Linked DNA regions of Homo sapiens: region 1 is linked to region 2. The links are chromatin contacts, found by Hi-C or POLR2A ChIA-PET in ENCODE. All regions are on one chromosome and are shown on one strand. The core of a region is the stretch at or near the end of the contact, and the rest is flanking DNA. Distances in the headings are between cores, read along the strand shown. Region 1 overlaps PPP3R1 (protein phosphatase 3 regulatory subunit B, alpha). Region 2 has its middle 37 kb from the start of DNAAF10.

What was found. A loop is a pair of places that touch in the nucleus more often than their neighbours do. ChIA-PET counts read pairs that join two places held with the same protein, here RNA polymerase II (POLR2A). Pooled maps may share reads with other maps.
Region 1: a map with no recorded cell type shows a loop between it and region 2 (7-fold over the local background). The contact joins two enhancer-like sites. A Hi-C loop is called at or near these places in 8 of 168 maps with a recorded cell type or tissue (CD4-positive, alpha-beta T cell, HL-60/S4, Right ventricle myocardium inferior and 5 more), 9 of 37 single-sample maps with no recorded cell type and 9 of 50 pooled maps. POLR2A ChIA-PET finds 5 or more read pairs at or near these places in 6 of 52 experiments (GM12878, T-cell, activated B cell and 2 more).

What each region holds. Positions count from the first base shown.
Region 1 is chr2:68,201,174-68,208,541 of GRCh38, reverse strand. The region is part of intron 2 of PPP3R1 (protein phosphatase 3 regulatory subunit B, alpha); the gene reads left to right. Among named protein-coding and RNA genes, the nearest start is that of PPP3R1-AS1, 47 kb to the left of the region's middle. RefSeq lists an enhancer at 2,474-2,974. Within about 2 kb of position 4,846, at least 4 of the 41 ENCODE cell types and tissues checked have a DNase peak (open chromatin) inside an H3K27ac peak, as active enhancers do.
Region 2 is chr2:68,116,842-68,124,069 of GRCh38, reverse strand. It overlaps the pseudogene LOC124906018 and the pseudogene PPIAP64. Among named protein-coding and RNA genes, the nearest start is that of DNAAF10, 37 kb to the left of the region's middle. RefSeq lists enhancers at 1,339-1,633, 2,482-2,561, 2,572-2,741, 2,972-3,131. Within about 2 kb of position 2,754, at least 4 of the 41 ENCODE cell types and tissues checked have a DNase peak (open chromatin) inside an H3K27ac peak, as active enhancers do.

The sequences.
Region 1 (7,368 bases), core at 3,597-6,096, 82 kb before region 2:
GACCTAATTACTAGCCTCTAGACCAGGAATATTGGTAAACTGCTGCTTGCCAGCAGTTTTTATTAATAAAACATAGCCATTGGAACATAGCCATGCCCATTTTTCTGTTTTCTGTGCTGCAGTGGCAGAGTTGAGTAATTGCAACAGAGACCGTATGGTCAACAAAGCCTAAAATATTTACCACCTGGCCTTTTAGAAAAAAGCTTACTGAACCCTCTTGTAGACTATAGTGGGCTTCTGGAGTTGAGAACTATTATTTGAGTCATTACTGCACAGTTAACTTATCTACAGAATATGGTCTACACAGAAGTTACAGACTGGTGCTTTGGGTGTTATGTAGATCTATAATACTTGTCTCTGGTAAAGTCAGTGAGTCGGGCGTTTTTTGAGACAGCAGTTTTGCTCTTGTTGCCCAGGCTGGAGTGCAATGGCGTGGTCTCGGCTCACTGCAACCTCCACCTCCTGGGTTTAAGCAGTTCTCTCTCAGCCTCCCAAGTAGCTGGGATTACAGGCACCCACCACCACGCCTGGCTAATTTTTGTATTTTTAGTAGAGATGAGGTTTCACCATGTTGGCAAGGCTTGTCTCGAACTCCTGATCCCAGGCGAGCCGCCTGCCTCGGCCTCCTAAAGTGCTGGCATTGCAGGCGTGAGCCACTGCGCCCTGCAATGAGTCTGTTTTATAGTTTCTCTAGAATTGAAAGAGTTCCACTCAAAATTGAGCTTCTGTTTACCATTTAGTTTGAGCATGTGACGTGAATTATTCCTCCACTTGATAGTGGAAAGAAAGAGGTGCAGAGGTCTGTAATTAGGCTTTAGGCTGCATTAGAGTTGGGATTGATTGTGGCTAGCATAAACTCCAATGGGGATGAGGTACTAGGACATTAATTTTTTATTTCTCAGTCAAAGAACAGAAGTCTTGAGGGAACCATAGTTCACAGATTCTTTTCTGCTGCTCATTCTTTAAATCTGGGACTGAGGGCCAGAGAAAAATGTCCTAGGGCAAAAGGCAGATAGATGTTCCTTACGTACATCTGGGATGGCAAAAGTCATGGTTTTTTATTTGTGTGGTAAGCATTTGAAATAAGATTTCATACACTGTTAAAGCTGTCCTTTTCAGTTAATCCTCAGAACTTAGTAGTAAGTCTTCTTTCTTATCACTTTAATCAATACTTTGATTAAACTGTTGAGCCTTGTCACTAAAGATCTATACTTGTCATTGTTCAGCCAGCTGTGAATCTATCTAAATTATTTTGTCTGTTATGTAGTTCTTTTTTCCTGCTTGGTTCACTAGAATCTTACATGCTTTTTTTTTTTTTTTATCATATTTTCCTGACTATTTGGATCAATTTCCCAAAAATGACCTTCTCCACATTAAAACTGCCACTTTTTTTGTTCACCCACACATTGTAGTAATTTTTTTTTTTTGCTTTTTTTTTTCCCAAAACCTCTTTACTATTGGAAGAGCTTAGTTTTATCTGTGAATAGTGCTTTCATATTATAAGATTGTTGAAATCAGTCCTTGACACACTTCACTATTTATACTTCCCTATTTAGGTTAATTCCTGTCATGCCTTCTCATCCCTTCCATACCTAGCTCAAGCCAGTGTTCTCTGTTTGTCCTTATTTAATTGCCCCAGCCACAGTGTCCTCTCAGCTTTTCTTCTTTCAGTGTAGTTGTGCTACTTTTTAAAAAAGTTTAACAGGACTCTAAATTATATGCTGTAACATACTGTATTCTTTCCTGTGCCACACAGATAAGTAAGCACCTACCAAGTACTTATGGATTAGCCACTGGGAAAAAGGGAAATACATAGATTATTACAGTATGGGTAAACTATTACGAGAAATAAAAACACAGGTTCCAAGGAGGAAAAATGACCTTTGGTTAAGGAAATTAAGAAAAGCCTCCTGGAAGGGGTGACATTTGAAAGCTGTGTAGGATTAGAATGTGGATTAATTCTTTGACCTGTGTAGTTATTTCTCTCAGTCTCCTTATATGTTACCGACATCATCAGCATTCTACCCAAACTTGCCTGCATTACCTGGTTTTAATAAATGATTTTGCTCCTAATGCTTGAGAAAACTAGGGACTGAGAAAACTTGGGGATGATTTAAGTGTTGGCCTCCCCCCTCACCTCTGCCTGCCACAAGAGAAACTTGTCTGATCTCACATTTAATCTTAACCTCCTTTCCTTCAGTATCAGGCCTCCCTTTTTCATGGTTAGCCCTTCCCCTGTGCTTTTGATCTTGTGCTATCTCATCTCTAGGATCTTACTTTGTTAAGTTTCTCTTTATTTTCCCATATGTCTTCAGCTTCTTCCTCTCTTCAGTTTATAACACAGTCGACTTCTCTTTGATTTTGATCCTGCATGTACCTGGAAGTTTCTCTCTGTTCTTTCACGTATTTGAACCTTTTAAGAGCCGCCGGGCGCGGTGGCTCACGCCTGTAATCCCAGCACTTTGGGAGGCCGAGGCGGGCGGATCACCTGAGGTCCGGAGTTCAAGACCAGCCTGACCAACATGGAGAAACCCCGTCTCTACTAAAAATACAAAATTAGCCGAGTGTGGTGGCGCATCCCTAAATCCCAGCTACTCAGGTGGCTGAGGCAGGAGAATGGCTTGAACCCAGGAGGTGGAGGTTGCTGTGAGCCGAGATCGCGCCATTGCACTCCAGCCTGGGCAACAAGAGCGAAACCCCCTCTCAAAAAAAAAAGAAGAGCCTACACAATCACCTTTATTTCCTTATTTCTGCTAATTTCTTGGTCTACTGCAATCTGGCTTTCGGCTGCTATAACTCCACGGACACTGCTATCAAGGTCATCTTCATTTTATCAACACATTGTCTAATTGCCACATCTGGATTGATTTAAAAAATCTACAAAATCACTTGTGACCTTTGGGGAAATTTGAACACTGATTATTTGATACCAAATAATTAATTTTTAGGTGTGATAATGTTATGATGTGTTAAAGAGTTTTTATCTTTTAGAGATAATACTGTTTAGGCTAGGTGCAGTGGCTCACCCCTGTAATCCCAGCACTTTGGGAGGCCGAGGTGGGTGGATCACCTGAGTTCGAGACCAGCCTGACTGACATGGTGAAACCCCATCTCTACTAAAAATGTAAAAAGTTAGCAGGGCATGGTGGTGCATGCCTGTAAACCCAGCTACTTGGGAGGCTGAGGCAGGAGAATTGCTTGAACCCGGGAGGCAGAGGTGGCAGTGAGCTGAGATTGCGCCATTGCACTGCAGCCTGGGCAACGAGTGAAACGCCGTTTCAAAAAAAAAAAAAAAAAAAGATAATACTGATTACTTACAAGGAAATGATATGTCTGGGATTTGCTCTGAAATAACTGGGGTGGGATATAGATAACATTTTTCTTATGTTTAATGGTTGAAACTGGATGATGAGCATATAGAATTCATTATACTCTTTTTTCAAACTTTGTGTGTGTTTGAAATTTTCTATTATTGAAAAGTTGGGGCTTTTTAAATAAATGGAAAAGGGGAGAAGGAAGTAACCAAGAATAAAATCAATAAGAAATAATTATTTAATTACAATTCAGAATGGCATGCAGACTGTAAACTTTAATAATAAGTGGCTGTTCAAACTAATTTTCACCAGTAAAAGAATTGGGACTTTGACAGTGGAAGCATAATGCCTGGCATAAAGCAGATGCTGAGTAAATAATTGGTTGACTGAATTAGCTAGCAAGAGCTCAGAGCTGGATTACATAGACAACTCGTTGGATAATTTTAAAGGCTGTATACCTTTGGGAAAACCTGGTAGTTACTAGTCACCCCATTTGTTTTCATAAATAATAACAATCCATAATGGTATGGTGCTTACCATGTCCCAGGAATTATTCTAAGCGTTTTACATACATTAATTCTTTTAATTCTCATATTAGCCTCAGGAGAGGGGCACAATTACTTTCCCCATTGTACAGATGAGGAAATAGAAGCAAAGAGACTTTAAATAACTGGCTTAAGTCACACAGCAGGTGAAGTAACAAAGCCATGATTTGATCTTAGGCCATCATGTTTCATAGTCAATATTTTTAATCATAGTATTATATAGTCTGTCTTCAGTAAATCTTACAAAATTAATGTTATAATTGTCTACATGAATAATTCTAGGCAAGACTAGATTTGTCTAAGACATAGGTATTCTGATATATATATATCAGAATATATATATATAGTGTGTGTGTGTATATATATGTATATGTCATTCAATTCAGTGTTGGATTTTTATTGAATTTATTCTAGGCCGTTGTGACTTTATTTCTGTCTGTTGGCTAACCTCTCTGGACTAGGAAATGTATACTCTGTTGAGGTGATTTGCTCAAAGTGGAAGCCTTAGTTCTAACTTGGCATGATAACTTTGGAAAAGTGACTGAGTGCAAGATACTACCTTAGATAATTTAAGCAGAAGACTAGATTGGGGCACAATTGAAAGTAAGAGTGGAAAATCAGATTCAGCTAATTTTTGATAAAGCCAGTGTAATTCTGAGTGGTTTAGATAAAATTAGTAAACACAAGGGCTGTTTTGTAGACTAAATGTAGGTGAAAGATTAAATCTTTTATCTAAAAAGATGTCTCATCTCTCTTTTGTTAGAAGGTCCCCTAAGAAGAGCTTGGCAGACTCTGAAGGAACCTCTCCTTTTGCATAATGAACTGCCAGTAGAAACCCTTCTAGCCGTTAGAACGCTGTTTCTGTTTTTAGTAAACAGTTTCACATTCAGGCAGTTTTGTTTCTGGTTTGAGTATTTACAGGTGATGTGAAAGTTTAAGGATAATAACTTTGCTGTTAATGTCTGCTCTTAATCACATTCGTCTCAGGGAGGTTTGCTGTTTTGAAAACAGTGTTTTCAGAGAAAAAGGTTATCTGTAGTTAATTTGATTTCCTCTTTCATTTCAGCATTTTTTTTTTTTTGAGACAGAGTTTCTTTCTTGTTGCCCAGGCTGGAGTGCAATGGCGCGATCTCGGCACACTGCAACCTCTGCCTCCTGGGTTCAAGCTATTCACCTGCCTCAGCCTCCCGAGTAGCTGGGATTACAAGCATGTGCCACCACACCTGGTTAATTTTGTATTTGTATTAGAGACAAGGTTTCACCATGTTGGTCAGGCTGGTGTTGAACTCCTGACCTCAGGTGATCCACCCGCCTTGGCCTCCCAAAGTGGTGGGATTACAGGTGTGAGCCACTGTGCCTGGCCCTAAAATGCCATTTATTGTTAAAACATTGTATGCCGTTAATTTTGAAATTGACTTGTGCAGTTGTTGCTTTACATTAACATCTTCATAAATTTATTATACAGTTAATGTTTCTTAGACAGTTTACCAGCTGTCATTTATCATTTACTTGGTAATTTAGTGATCTCAATTCTGATTTAATTCACCTAGTCACTGAGAATTACTTATGCTTTGCTTGCTCTCAGTAAAGCATTAGAATTAAGTAATGACGAGAAGAACAAAGGATTTTCTTAAGTATAGTACATGAACTTAAATAGTTTGGGTTACCTTGTTTTAGTGTTACAGACGGTTTTTAATAATCCCTGGATTCAAATTAGCCGGGTATGGTGGTGGGTGCCTGTAGTCCCAGCTACTCGGGAGGCTGAGGCAGGAGAATGGCGTGAACCTGGGAGGCGAAGCTTGCAGTGAGCTGAGATCATGCCACTGCACTCCAGCCTGGGCGACAGAGCGAGACTCCGTCTCAAAAAAAAAAAAAAAAAAAAAAAAAAAATTCCCTGAACTCTCTAGTATATATTAAATATTTCAAGTTTTTAAACAAGTAGTCTCAAGTAAAGGACTGGCCGGGCACAGTGGCTTACACCTGTAATCCCAGCACTTTGGGAGACCGAGGCAAGTGGATCACCTGAGGTCGGGAGTTCGTGACCAGCCTGGCCAACATGGTGAAACCTCGTCTCTACTAAAAATAGAAAAATTAGCCGGGCATGGTTGTGGGTGCCCGTAATCCCAGCTACTTGGAAGGCTGAGACAGGAGAATCACTTGAACCCAGGAGGCAGAGGTTGCAGTGAGCCGAGTCTGTGTCATTGCACTCCAGCGTGGGAGACAGAGCGAGACTCCATCTCAAAAAACAACAACAACAACAACAACAACAACAACAAAAAACGAAAAAAGAAAAGGAAGGACTGGCTTTATTTGCTTTATCCACACTGTCAAATTTTGGTATTGTGGCAGCACTAAGAAATTTGTAGTTTCGGTAATGAGGTTCATGACATATAGTAATCTCGTTATCTAGCACAAATTTGAGTAATTTGAAGAAATCAGTTACTTTAGCTAGTGAAAAAGTCTAGCTATCTGCGTAACAAAAATAAAACTTCTTGAATCTTTCTCAGAATGTTAGAGCAAAAGATAAAAGATATGGAAAAATGTGCAAGGAAAGAATGATTTGGAGAACACAGAGTGATAGCGTCTGACTGAAAGAAATTTCAGGAGCTGTATTAGATAACATAGAAGGGGAAATAATCAGTGAAATAAAAGGAGAAATTTCTCTTTCTTGAAAAATTGAATCTTTTGTTTAAAAGCATTCTGATTGCCAAGATTAGATGAAAGAACATCTATGTTTAGTTTCAACTTTTGTAATTTTAAAATTTCAAGAGTAAAAAAACCCTAAAAGCCTCCAGACATAGAAGTTGTTACCTAAAAAGAATAGGAGTCCGCTGGCATTGGACTTCTTCACAGCAGCAGTAGTTGGTAGAAGGCAGTGGAGTAATACATTCAAAGTTCGGAGTTTCTAATCCAGAATTTGATAACAGCCAAATGATCACTCAAATGTGAGAACAAAAAAAGACATTTTCAGAAATTTAAGGACTTGGGAAGGTTAACTTAAACGAGTTCTTGAATATGTACCTAGCAAAATGAAATAGAAGTTCAAGAAAGAGGATGAAATGAGACCCCAGAAACGGAATTCCTAACTAACACACCAGTGAAAATCTCAGGATAACAACTATGCCATAGGCCTAGAAAGCAGTTGGTTCAAATTAGAACGAAATGGCAGAGTTGTCTGTGAAGAATGTCTTCAAGAAGAAAGTAAAAGCCGTTATATGAATTATGTGGTGGAATTTTTTAATGTTAAGATAAAAGTCAACGAGAGAAAAAAAAGAAACTGGGGGATGCAGTATGACATTCTTGGCAGTAAACCACATTAAGCTTTGGAGGAGCCATACGTGTAAGTAAGTCTTGAATAATGGAGGCTGAAAGTAAAAGAAGACTCTTAAATATGCATTCTTTTGTGGAAATATAATTTTTTTTAAAGGAAAATAGGGTGGGGAGTGGAGTGTGGTACAAAGCTAAAGAAAGGTGCAGCTAACATTCAAATGCAACATCACATAGGAACA
Region 2 (7,228 bases), core at 1,505-4,004:
GTAATCCTAGCACTTTGGGAGGCCAGGAGTTCAAGACCAGCCTGGGCAACATAGTGAGACACTGTCTCTACAGAAAATTTTTTTTTTAAATTAGCTGGGTGTGGTAGCACAGCTTATAGTCCCAGCTGCTTGGGAGGCTGAGGCAGGAGGATCACTTGAGCCAAGGAGGTTGAAGCTGCAGTGAGTGGTGACTGTGTTACTGCACTCCAGCCTGGGGAAAATGAGAGACCCTGTCTCAAAAATAAATAAATAAATAAAAGCAAATGTTGGTGGGTGATTAAAATGATAAAATAATGATAAAACAAGTAATTAGGAAAAAAAAGTCCATCTTAACCTCTGGCCTGTTTTTTGAAGGCATTGTTGTTGATTAGGGTTAGGTTCAGCTGCGGGTAACTGAAAACCCAAAATAAAGATTACGCATTATCCAGTGTGCCTGTTCCAGTTGAACCATCACATCCACATTCCAGACATCAGAAAAGTAGGAAAAGTAAGAAAAAGAACATCTTGCACTTTGAAGAGCACTTTTGCTTGTATCCATTGGTGATGATTTGGTCCTGTGTCTCGGTCTCACCTATCACAGTGAGACCGAGAAGCATAAACCTGATTGTGTGCAGTGTTATACCCGGCTACCATTTGGGAGTTCTGGTCCTGAGGAAGTAGGGAAATGGATGTTGGGAGGTGTAACTGGATTCTGCCGCCCTGACAGAGCCGTCAAGCACGGCCTCCCTGGCTGCGTCCTCCCATGAGGTGAAAACTAGGGCGCTACCAATGCGTGCTTCCTTAGGCCAGATCTGGGTCTTGGCACCCAATACTCCCTTTTGGCAATTGTATCTTCTCCATCAGCTCTTGTAAACCAGACACCATGGAATCCCTTGGTTTTTTAAGTTACTTTTATTATCCTTTATGTGCACCAATGCAAGCCCAGCCCAGTACAAAAACAGGAAAGGAAAACTCCCCCTACACACTCAAATTGATCTTCATACTACATTTCTTTTCTTGGGAATTTGTTTGTACTTAATAATAACTTCTTTCGAATCCCAAATACCTTTTCCACTCAGGGGCAGTACAAAGTCACGCGCAGTAGAACATGAACGGCGCAGCTTACCTCATGCGTGTCCATAAACTCACCAAAGGAACTTGAAGGGAGAACAGTGTCTTTATGATCCGGCGTGTCTTGGTACCTGCTTAAAGTCACTTTTGCTTGTGATTTAGCTGGATACACTTTGCATATATACATGAAAAATAATTTTTTTTCTGGGAATGTCTAAGGACTATCCAACACACAAAATGATTTCATCCTTTTCTGAATGAGAACAGCCCGAAAGTTTCTGGCAAATACGCAGGGTTCGTGAGATATGAAATTCAATTATGTCGTGGTACATAAGGTCCGCCTCTTCACGACTTTCAGTGGATTTTCTTCCCCTGGGAAGGAGGCCCCTCAGCCGCACGTTCCGAATCCCAGGCCGTCCTTGTACCTGAAGACCCAGTGGTGCGCTGCCCCCTTGTGGGAGATGTGGGCATTGCAGACCTTTCAACACAAGGAAACGGAATTTGTCTTTCAAATGCAGCTGGAAAAATCTATCCTGTTTAATTCCCAGGAGGCACGCAAGCCAAACTGGACCTTGAGAAAGACATTATCTTACAGAAATGTCTTCCAAAAATGTGATTGTGTTTATGAAGAAAACCCACTTTGTATATAACAACACTGCATAGCATGCCTATGCTTCTTTTTACAGAATGGGTTTTTTAACCAAAAGTTGGATCATTAGCTTTATTATAGATTCAGTCTTACTGGTAGCATCACAAGGCTAACTTCCAAGAGAAAATATTTGGCTTTTTATAAAGTGAGGAATTATTTTGTAAAGTAAATAGTACATGCCTCTATCTCCTACCAACCGTTTATTCTGTAAATTCTGATTTTAACGAAGCATTTCTCAGAGTAAGGACTTCTTTATACCATCACTTAACTTCCTGCAGGAATTCTAGAATTTCTCTCCATCTTCTTTGCACCAGATCCAATGTTTTGTTTTGTTTTGTTTTGTTTGAGACAGAGTTTTGCTCTTGTTGCCCAGGCTGGAGTGCAATGGCACGATCTCAGCTCACTGCAACCTCCGCCTCCTGGGTTCAAGCGATTCTCCTGACTCAGCCTCCCAAGTAGCTGAGATTACAGGCGCCCACCACCACGCCCGGCTAATTTTTGTATTTTTAGTAGAGACGGGGTTTCTCCATGTTGATCAGGCTGGTCTCGAACTCCTGACCTCGAGTGATCCGCCTGCCTCGGCCTCCCAAAGTGCTGGGATTACAGGCATGAACCACCGTGCGCAGCCATATAGCCACTGTTTTTAAAAGCCATTTCTGCACTACCAAGTTAGTGAGTAGCAGCCCTCCACCTGCCCACCTTTGGCGTATGGACCATGCAGCTAAAAGAAGCAACACAAAATAAACTGTGGTCAAAAGAGACTCACAGTTCTCCCTCACACCGGAGGCTGAAGACACTCACACTTCCTCCTTTTAAGTCTTCAACTTTTCTTCTTTATGACACCCAAGGCTTTCATGGCCAGTCAGAACGTCAGTGCCAGAAGAGGCCTTTGAGACCTCTGCACTCAATTTCTGCATTTGAAGACAGACCCAGGCCCTCATCTCCTGACCCCTCATCCAGTGATATTCTCCTGCACCTCCCTGAGGAGTTGCTCAACACTCTGATCCCTCCGAGAAGCCTGGGGTACCTCTAAATTTAACATGCCAGAAACCGAGAACTCTATGCAAACAACACCACTGCTCAGAGGTGATAAGGGTAAGCAAATAAACCACCAGGGAGAAACAGAAGCAGAGTTTTGGCTCTCACCACCCTGTAGATAAACAAGTGTTTGATCTGGGCTGAGCACATCCCTCATCTGGTGAGAGATAACATTCACACTCAGAGGGAGTCTGTGCTTGCAGCCAACAGGTTTGGAACCCTATTGAGCGCTGACCTGGCCGCACACAGACTGAACTAGGGCTCAGGAATGATGGACCAGGGGAAATTTTGTTACCACCCAGGGGGAAAGAGAGGGTCTTCCTGCATTCCTAAGAGCTCACAGGCTAAAGGGCCCTAAGAAAGCAGACACAGAAGACACAGAAGCCTCAGCTAAGGGGGAGTCCTGACGGCCACAGTCCCCACTAATCCACTATGGGCCACTTAGGGCTTGTTGTGAATTTTCCAATCTGTTCCGTAAAGCTTCCTAGGAAGAATGTCAGAAGCCTTATTCTCTTGCTCTCGGTTGAGGCTATGGAAGCTAAAGAAAGCAGTATATGCCAGGCGAGGTGGCTCACACCTGTAATCCCATCACTTTGGGAGGCCAAGGCAGGTGGATCAATTGAGGCCAGAAGTTTGAGACCAGCCTGGCCAACATGGTGAAACCCCATCTCTATTAAAATACAAAAAATTAGCTGCATGTGGTGGCATGCACCTGTAGTCCCAGCTACTTAGGAGGCTGAGGCAGGAGAATCGCTTGAACCTGGGAGGCAGAGGTTGCAGTGAGCTGAGATCACGCCACTGCACTCCAGCCTGGGTGACAGAGTGAGACTCCATCTCCAAAAAAAAAAAAAAAGAAAGAAAGAAAGACAGTGAATGAGGAGTAAACTTGGAGGGAAACCAGTGGCCTGTCTCTAGAGTCTTGATCAGGATCACATTTATAAAGATGATAATGTTGACAATAATAATAATAGCTGCTAATATTTGTGGAGTGCTTACTATATTGTTTCTCTCATGTTGTATTTTTAAATCCCCACCACAAAACTCTGGGGTAAATACTATAGTTTGTTGTTGTTGTTGTTTTGAGATGGAGTCACTCTGTTGCCCAGGCTGGAGTGCACTGGCATGATCTCGGCTCACTGCAACCTCCACCACCCAGGTTCAAGCGATTCTCCTGCCTCAGCCTCCCGAGTAGCTGGGATTACAGGCGTGAGCCACCATGTCTGGCTAATTTTTGTACTTTTAGTAGACATGGGGTTTCACCATGTTGGCCAGGCTGGTCTTGAACTCCTAACCTCAGGTGATCCACATGCCTTGGCCTCCCAAAGTGCTGGGATTACAGGCGTGATAATAAACTCTTAACCTCACCATTTTTGTATATAAGTGGAGGTCGTCAGAGCACTTTTTTCATCCATTTTGCTACTTGGACTTAAGGATGAAAGTCCTATTACAAACTGTTGTCACAGTGAATGTTGGCATTGGGAAGGGTGCTGGGGAGAACAGGGAAAGAGCACAGGAGCCTGAAAGGGGAGGAGGGGGAAGGGATTTCCACACACTCTCGCCACAGCCTGTTACCGTCTCCACGGCAGCAGAGCAGCAGGTTGCCTCCCCATGCCCACTCTCCCCTCCCGCCTCAACAACAGGAGCCCATTTTAATCACAGCACATAATAAAGACTGTATCTCCCAGTCTCCCTATCAGCAAGGTGTGGACACTGTGGAGCATGAGGATGGGCCTGTCGTCCAGAGGGGGTAAAAACAAAAGCATAAGGAGTCTGGCCCTGGTGATCTGGGAGCCACCATACCTGCCCTAGGCTGTTTACCTTGATGACTTTGACAATAGACAAAAATACTTGTTTCTTGTTTAAGCCAATAAGAGGTTAGGGCTTTCCCTTGTATTCATGAATGAATGTCTTCGTACATTTTGTGATGCTATAAAAGAATACCTGAGGCTGGGTAATTTATAAAAGAAAGACGCTTATTTAGCTCACAGTGCTGCAGGCTGAGAAGTTCAAGGGCACAGCCCCGGCTTCTGGTGAGGTCCCTCACTCATGCTGCCTCACAAGATGGTGGAGAACGTCAGAGGGGAAGCAGACATGTGAGAAGAGAGGGAAAGCCGAAGGGCGTCTGACTTTATAACAACCCACTCTCGGGAATGAATCCATCCCCACGAGAACTAATTCAGTCTCACAAGAGACAGAGCTCACTACTGGGAGAACAGCACCAAGCCATTTATGAGGGATCCACCGCTATCACCCAAACACTTCCCACTAGACCCCGTGCCCCAAGAGCACCACATCGGGGCTCAAATTGCAACATGAGCTTTGGTGGTGACAAACCAACCATATCTAAACCACAGCAGAGACCTAATCCTAACTACTAGCTGCTAACTTCTAAAAATTTTTACAGAGGGGAAACAGGCTCAGTGAAAGTAAGTAACTTTGTCCAAAGACATGCAAATATTACCCAGCAGAATTCGGTTTTGAATCTGTCTGTCTGATCCAAGACTTCATCTTTCCAGCATGGTCTATACTAACAAATGTAATTGGACATGCGTGTATGTGGTGCTTTATAATTTGCAAATATTTTCTTATATATTATGCAGTGTCTACAGTTTGGAATTTTTTGGCTGCAAGCAACAGAAATAGACTCTGAATAACTTATATGAAAGAGGACTCTTAGGAAGATTTAGGGTAGTAAATTAGACAGAGATCAATTAGAGAAGCAAAGCACTAGGGATTTCTTTCTTTCTTTTTCCTTTTTTTTTTTTTTAGATAGTCTCCCTTCTTTGCCCAGGCTGGAATGCAATGGCACCATCTTGGCTCACTGCAACCTCTGCCTCCCAGGTTCAAGCAATTCTCCTGCCTCAGCCTCCCAAGTAGCTGTGATTACAGGCACGTGCCAGCACCCCTGGCTAATTTTTGTATTTTTAGTAGAGACAGGGTTTCATCATGTTGGCCAGGCTGGTCTTGAACTCCTGACCTCAAGTGATCTGCCCACCTCAGCCTCCCAAAGTGCTGAGATTACAGATGTGAGCCACCGCACCCGGCCTCTTTCTTTTCTTTTTTTTTTTAATAACATAATGGGTTTATATTTACTATAGTACTTCTCATCAGGAGGATGTACTCAGTTAATATAAAGTTGTTTTCTTAACATTAAATCTCTTTTCTATGTCAATGTCTATATTGTTTTTTCTGTTTTTTTATTTATTTATTTATTTATTTATTTATTTATTTATTTATTTATTTATTTTGAGACAGAGTCTTGCTCTGTAGCACAGGCTGGAGTGGTGCAGTGGCACAATCTCAGCTCACTGCAACCTCCTTCTCCCGGGTCTGGGTCCCAGTTCAAGCAATTCTCCTGCCTCAGCCTCCTGAGTAGCTGGGATTACAGGCACACGCCACCATGCCCAGCTAATTTTTGTATTTTTAGTAGAGACGGGGTTTCACCATGTTGGCGAGGCTGGTCTTGAACTCCTGACCTCAGGTGATCTGCCCTCTTCGGCCTCCCAAAGTGCTGGGATTACAGGCATGAGCCACCGGTGCCCAGTCTATAGTGTTTTTTTAATATTAAATCTTTTCTGCATTTCACTTCAATATTAGATACACTGAATACATTTTTCTAAACATTTTTCCCCCAGAGATAAAAGTTTCCATTTTTGGCTATCTGGTATCTAAATACAATATTACCTTGAAAGACAACAAAACAAAAATCGAATAAAAATATGGAGAAAAGACTCCTCAATGATTCAGGAGGCAGTGATTATAACTGAACAGTGATGGTTTCCTAAGATTCTAGGCAACAACTTCCTTCTTCCTATTTCACATGCTTTGAGAATTCTAAAACTATGAAATATTACTTGTGTCAATTTCAGCCATCTTACCTCTTTGACTTCCTTTCTAAACAGCAAATACAAATTATAGGCTGCATTTTTCAGCGCATTATTTGTTGTAAAGAAAACTTTTTTTAATGTTTATATATGTATCTGTTTGCTCCCATTTCATGGAAACCATGAAGAATGTAAAACTCCCTTATTTACTGATTCTTGGAAACTGTCAGATACCAAAGCTCAGGTTTAGCCTCAATAGCACAAAGGTTTTCAGGGTGAGGTTTGATTCAGTAAGCCCTTCAAAGTCACATCTGCCCTGTCTCTTTTCTGCATATACCTTCAAGCAAGCACAAATGCCTGTAATGCTGAGAACCACACCTAACAAGAGAGTGATTGCATCGCAGGCTTCTACTGCTTCGACAACAGGCAGCATCAAAGGCATGACATGAGGACTAAGGACAAAGGTGTTGAAACTGAGGTCATGATGTTGGAATCTTGAGGGCTGAAGGTTCCAAAGACATGGTATATAGAATTCTATTTAACTTGAAATTTTCCCTTCCTGGAGCTCTGAATGCTGCAATTTAGAGGTTCCACGTGACACTGCCTTCCAGGAAGCAGCCGTAACAGGAATCAGCACTAGGGATTTCTTACCAGGATTTGATCTTAC